2 separate regions of the Homo sapiens genome follow, and region 2 is linked to region 1. Evidence: read pairs that join two places in POLR2A ChIA-PET (ENCODE). Cell type or tissue: HCT116. All regions are shown on one strand.

What was found. Peaks named below come from ENCODE experiments on the same cell type or tissue, not always from the same donor. Only the 100,000 strongest peaks of a DNase experiment are listed, where the experiment ranks them.
Region 2: POLR2A ChIA-PET joins it to region 1 with 5 read pairs; 8 of 35 experiments call an interaction of 5 or more read pairs at or near these places.

Annotation. Positions count from the first base shown.
Region 1 is chr12:123,088,392-123,090,891 of GRCh38, reverse strand. The region is part of intron 2 of PITPNM2 (phosphatidylinositol transfer protein membrane associated 2); the gene reads left to right. Among named protein-coding and RNA genes, the nearest start is that of PITPNM2-AS1, 8.3 kb to the right of the region's middle. In HCT116, no CTCF peak of the experiment used is centred here; DNase peaks (open chromatin) are centred at 651 and 1,021; H3K4me3 peaks cover 1,382 bases; H3K27ac peaks cover 1,772 bases.
Region 2 is chr12:123,185,761-123,188,260 of GRCh38, reverse strand. All of the region lies in intron 13 of MPHOSPH9 (M-phase phosphoprotein 9), which reads left to right. Among named protein-coding and RNA genes, the nearest start is that of PITPNM2, 36 kb to the right of the region's middle. In HCT116, no CTCF peak of the experiment used is centred here; no DNase peak of the experiment used is centred here.

The sequences.
Region 1 (2,500 bases):
CAAGGGCTGTCTTGAGGTTGAAAGGAGATGGTCTACATCAAGGGTTAGGAAGACCACAATGTGGCTGTGCCGGCCACCTCCAGGCTGGCTTCAGTCTCCCATCCCCATAGTCATACCCCTGTGAAGTCCCTTCCCATACTGAATCGGGCTACCTGTGTATCTTATAGGGTGTTGGAAATGACAGATTGTGAATTCCAAGGCCCCATAAAAGACAGCGTGGGCTGGGCGTGGTGGCTCACGCCTGTAATCCCAGCACTTTGGGAGGCCGAGCCAAGTGGATCACTTGAGGTCAGGAGTTCTAGACCAGCCTGGCCAGCATGGTGAAAACCTATCTCTACTAAAAATACAAAAAAAAAAAAAAATTTAGCCAGGTGTGTTGGCACCTGTGCCTGTAGTCCCAGATACTTGGGAGGCTGAGCCAGGAGAATCACTTGAACCTGAGAGGTGGAGGTTTCAGTGAGCCGAGATTGTGCCACTGCACTCCAGCTGGGTGGCAGAGACTCTGTCTCTAAACAAAGAAAATGTGGTTTCTGCTGTCCTTTCTCTTGGATCACTTTCTCTGGGAAACCAGCCACCATCTTGTGAGGACACTCAAGCTCTCTGGAAAGGTTCAGAAATGTGGTGAGGAAGTGAGACAGACCTCTTGCCAAAAACCATGTACTAACTTATCAGTCACGTACATGAGTTGACTTAGAAATGACTCTATCAGCCTCAGCCAAACCTTCAGATGACTGCAGCCCTGGTCAACATCTTGACTGTGACCCCATGGAAGACCCTGAAACACTCAGCCAAGCCACTCTCAGCTTCCTGATCCACAGAAGCAGCATGAAATAATAAATTTTTCTTGTTTTAAACTAAGTTTTGGGTTAATTTGTTATACAGCTGTAGATAACTCCAAGAATAATACTCCATAAATGTTGATTTCCTTTCTGCGGCTCCACTGAGTCATCTTTGTTCATGGGCAAAGCTCACTGTCTCTCTACTGGCTGCAAAAGATGTCCATTTGTTGGCTCTGACTCATGCTTGTGGTCTTGTTGGCTCACAGCAAGGCCTTTTCACAGAGGATGGTGGTTTGTCACACTCAGAATCCAGGTCTTACCTGCTTTCCTGCTCCATGGAATTTTGACCTGAGTTTGAAGGCTGATAGGGGATTGATGGATGAGGGAGAAAGACACAGTCAGTTCTTAGAGCAGTAGCTAATCCAGGGGTTTCTCTGGCTTTGTTTGCATGAGTAGTGATAGTTGGGGATGAAGCATGGGTATTCGAGATCTTTTTTGTGTGAGTATGGGAGGAAAAATTCTGTTCTCTTCCTCCTCCATCTTTATTCATCTTTGTCTTCCCTCGGATCAGCTTTAAAGACCCCTGAGACTCTAGGACTTGGTTTGCTTTTTTCTCACCACTGGGATCCATCTCCCACTAGTAGGAAGAAGGATCTAAGTAGTTGAGCTGCATAAAGGGGAAGTAAACAGCCAGACAAATGTTACATTTTAGAGCCTTGAGTGACCCAGAGCTTTCTATCAGCTTCATTGGGTGCAGGGAGGGTAGCGATTTCTGGCTGCTGTCACCTCCTTGCTCATATCAGGAAGCGCTAATTTTGAGGCAAAGTTCAGTGCCCTCTGGCTCACCTAGGGCCCCTGTTGCCTAATTTCACGAGGCCAAGAGTTTGAGGGTGGGTTCGGGGCTGCGCAGCCTGGATGCCTTGGTTTGCATGCCTACAGCAGCTGTGCCCGAAAGCTTTTTTTAGAGTAAATATGTAGCTTTTGCTAGGCTTTTTGTGTGCCTTGTTCATTCCTCTATCATTTTTTGTATACCTGCTATGGTGTCAGGCACTGGGGATACAAATTAGCCGGGGACTCGGACATGTAAGCAAGTAAGCCCAACAGCAGCTAACATTTATGCAGTGCTCACTGTGTGCTTGGATGTCCAGAGTGATAGAGCAGGTTTAGTAAGGGGGACAGAGGGCTGAGACCAGAGGCAAGGTGGAGAAGGGCATTTCTGGAGGCAGCAACATGAGTGCAAAGGAGACATACACAAGGTTCCCTGGGGGATTCCAAGTTGTTGCTGTCGTGGCTTCAAATCTTACTTTAGGGCCTACTCAGATGGCATCTTGTTCATGAAGATGTGCCTGTTTTTTGTTTTATTTGTCCCTCTCCCCCCAACAAAGAGTAAACTTTTTTTCTGAACTTCTCGAAAGTTTGCTAACATCAGCTATAAAACTCTCTGGGCCTGGGGATATTTTGCGGGGAGCAGGGAAGATCTTTGATTATCATTTTAACTTATTTCTGTTCATTTATTCAAGCTTTTTCTTCTTTCACCAATTCTCAAAAGCCCCACACCACCCTCCTGCCACCCCCACACCCCTCCACTTCCAGTCGCTACCTTCCACCCATCATTCTCACTTCTAAAGCCATCAACAGAGGTTTTGAACACCACTCATGTGCCAGGTGTTGTTCTAAGCACAGATTCATCAGTGAGCCAAATGAAATTCCTTCCTAAAATA
Region 2 (2,500 bases), 97 kb before region 1:
CCAGTGCTTGGTATTGTCAAGCCTTTTAATTTTTCAAGTGTGATTAAGAGGAAATGGTTATACGTATTGCATCCATCTTCTTTTGGTATTTTTATGGGATACAAGTTTTGGGTGTTTTTTGTTTGTTTGTTTTTGAGATGGAGTCTTGCTCTTGTTGTACAGGCTGGAGTGCAATGGCGCAATCTTGGTTCACTGCAACCTCTGCCTCCCGGCTTCAAGCAATCTCTTGCCTCAACCTCCTGAATAGCTGGGATTACAGGCACCCACCACCATGCCTCACTAATTCTTTTTGTATTTTTACTAGAGACAGTTTCACCATGTTGGCCAGGCTGGTCTTGAACTCCTGAACTCAGGTGATTCACCCGCCTCAGTCTACCAAAGTGTTGGGATTACAGGTGCGAGCCACGGCGCCCAGCCCAGAATTACCTCTTACGTAATATATGGTATGAGTAGGAATTGAACTTGATCCTCCCTGCCTCCAATGATTAACCAGTTGTCCCAGAATCATTTTTAAATAGATTTTCCTTCCCTTACTGACTTCTGTTGTACATTTTATTTCCTTCTCGTGTAAATCTCCTTTGAGGCTCTGAGCTGTTCCATTGGTCTGTCTCTGAATTGGAACCACATCATGTAAATTATTAGTATTTTATAACAAGTGTTGATTTTTGGTGCCATTTCCTTATCTCGTTTTTTTGCTCTTGTAAAAATTATTTTGCCTATTTCTTGGCTTTGTTTTGTTTCATACAAATATTACTGTCAGCATGCCACTCTGCTTTCGATTGGAATTGCACTGAATTTACAGATTTATTTGGAGACAGCTGAGACTTGAAATATTGATTCTTCCCATACATGAACGTGGTTTAAATCTCAAGTATTTTTCTTTTTTAAAAATTAAGGCCTTTTACATCCTTTGTTCATTTTTTTCTCGAGGTATATCATATTCTAGTATTTATGTATTTCTAAATAATGTACTGATATTGTTCGTTCGTTCTTTTTTTTTGAGACAGAGTTTCGCTTTTATTGCCCAAGCTGGAGTGCAATGGCGCAATCTTGGCTACTGCGGCCTCTGCCTCCTGGGTTCAAGTGATTCTCCTACCTCAGCCTACCAAGTAGCTGGGATTATAGGCGAGCACCACAACACCCGGCTAGTTTTTTGTATTTTTGGTAGAAACAGGGTTTCACCATGTTAGCCATGGCTGGTCTCGGACTCCTGACCTCAGGTGATCTGCCCGCCTCAGCCTCCCAAGGTGCTGGGATTACAGGCGAGAGCCACTGCGCCTGGCCTCTTTCTTTCCTTTTTGAGATGGAATCTTGTTCTGTCGCCCAGGCTGGAGTGCAGTGGCATGATCTTGGCTCACTGCAACCTCCACTTCCTGGGTTCAAACAATTCTCTTGCCTCAGCCTCCTGAGTAGCTGGGGTTACAGGCGCGTGCCACCATGCCTAGCTAATTTTTGCATTTTTAGTAGAGATGAGATTTCACCATATTGGCCAGGCTGACCTCGAAATCCTGACCTCAAGTGATCCACTTGCCTCAGCCTCATGAAAGGCTGGGATTACAGGAATGAGCCCCTGTGGCTGGCTCGATATTGTTATTTCTTAAATTTTACATATTATCTATAATTGTGGTGGGTGAAGATCTAGGTCCTAGCTGAAGATGAAGATCTAGATCCTAACTGTGATTCTGGGTGTATGTTTTCTTCAGATTTGAAGGCTTTGTTTTATTGCCTATGACATGATCAATTCTTTTCCTTTCTCTCCCCTCCCATGGCTTTCAAAGTTTCAAGCCTGCAGAAAAATTGTAAGAATGATACAATGAAAACCCTTGTATATTCTTTACCTAGATTTACCAGTTGTGAGTATCTTACAGCATTGCTTTGTCTTCATAGAGATATAAACTTTTTTCTTTTGCTGAACTATATTTGAGAGTAAATTAGACACTATGATAATTTACCCTTAAATACCTCAATAGGTATCTCTGAAGAACAGAGATATTCTCCTGTGTAATCTCTTTTTTTTTTTTTTTTTTTTTTTTGAGACGGAGTTTTGCTCTTATTGCCCAGGCTGGAGTGCAATGGCACGATCTCAGCTCACCACAACCTCCGCCTCCCGGGTTCAAGCAATGCTCCCGCCTCAGCCTCCCAAGTAGCTGAGATTACAGGCGCACACCACCCCATGCCCAGCTAATTTTTGTATTTTTAGTAGAAACGGGGTTTCACCATGTTGGTCAGGCTGGTCTCGAACTCCTGACCTCGTGATCCACCCGCCTCGGCCTCCCAAAGTGCTAAGGATTACAGGCTTGAGCCACCATGCCCGGCCTCTCCTGTGTAATCTCAATGTACTTTTCATCCTCAGGAAATTTAACATTGATATAATACTAATATGTAAATACATTCTGTCTATATTCAAATGTTGCCAGTTGTCTAAATAATATCCTTTATAGATGTATTGTTTTTTGCTTTTTAATCCAGAATCCAATCAAGGATCACACATTGCATTTAT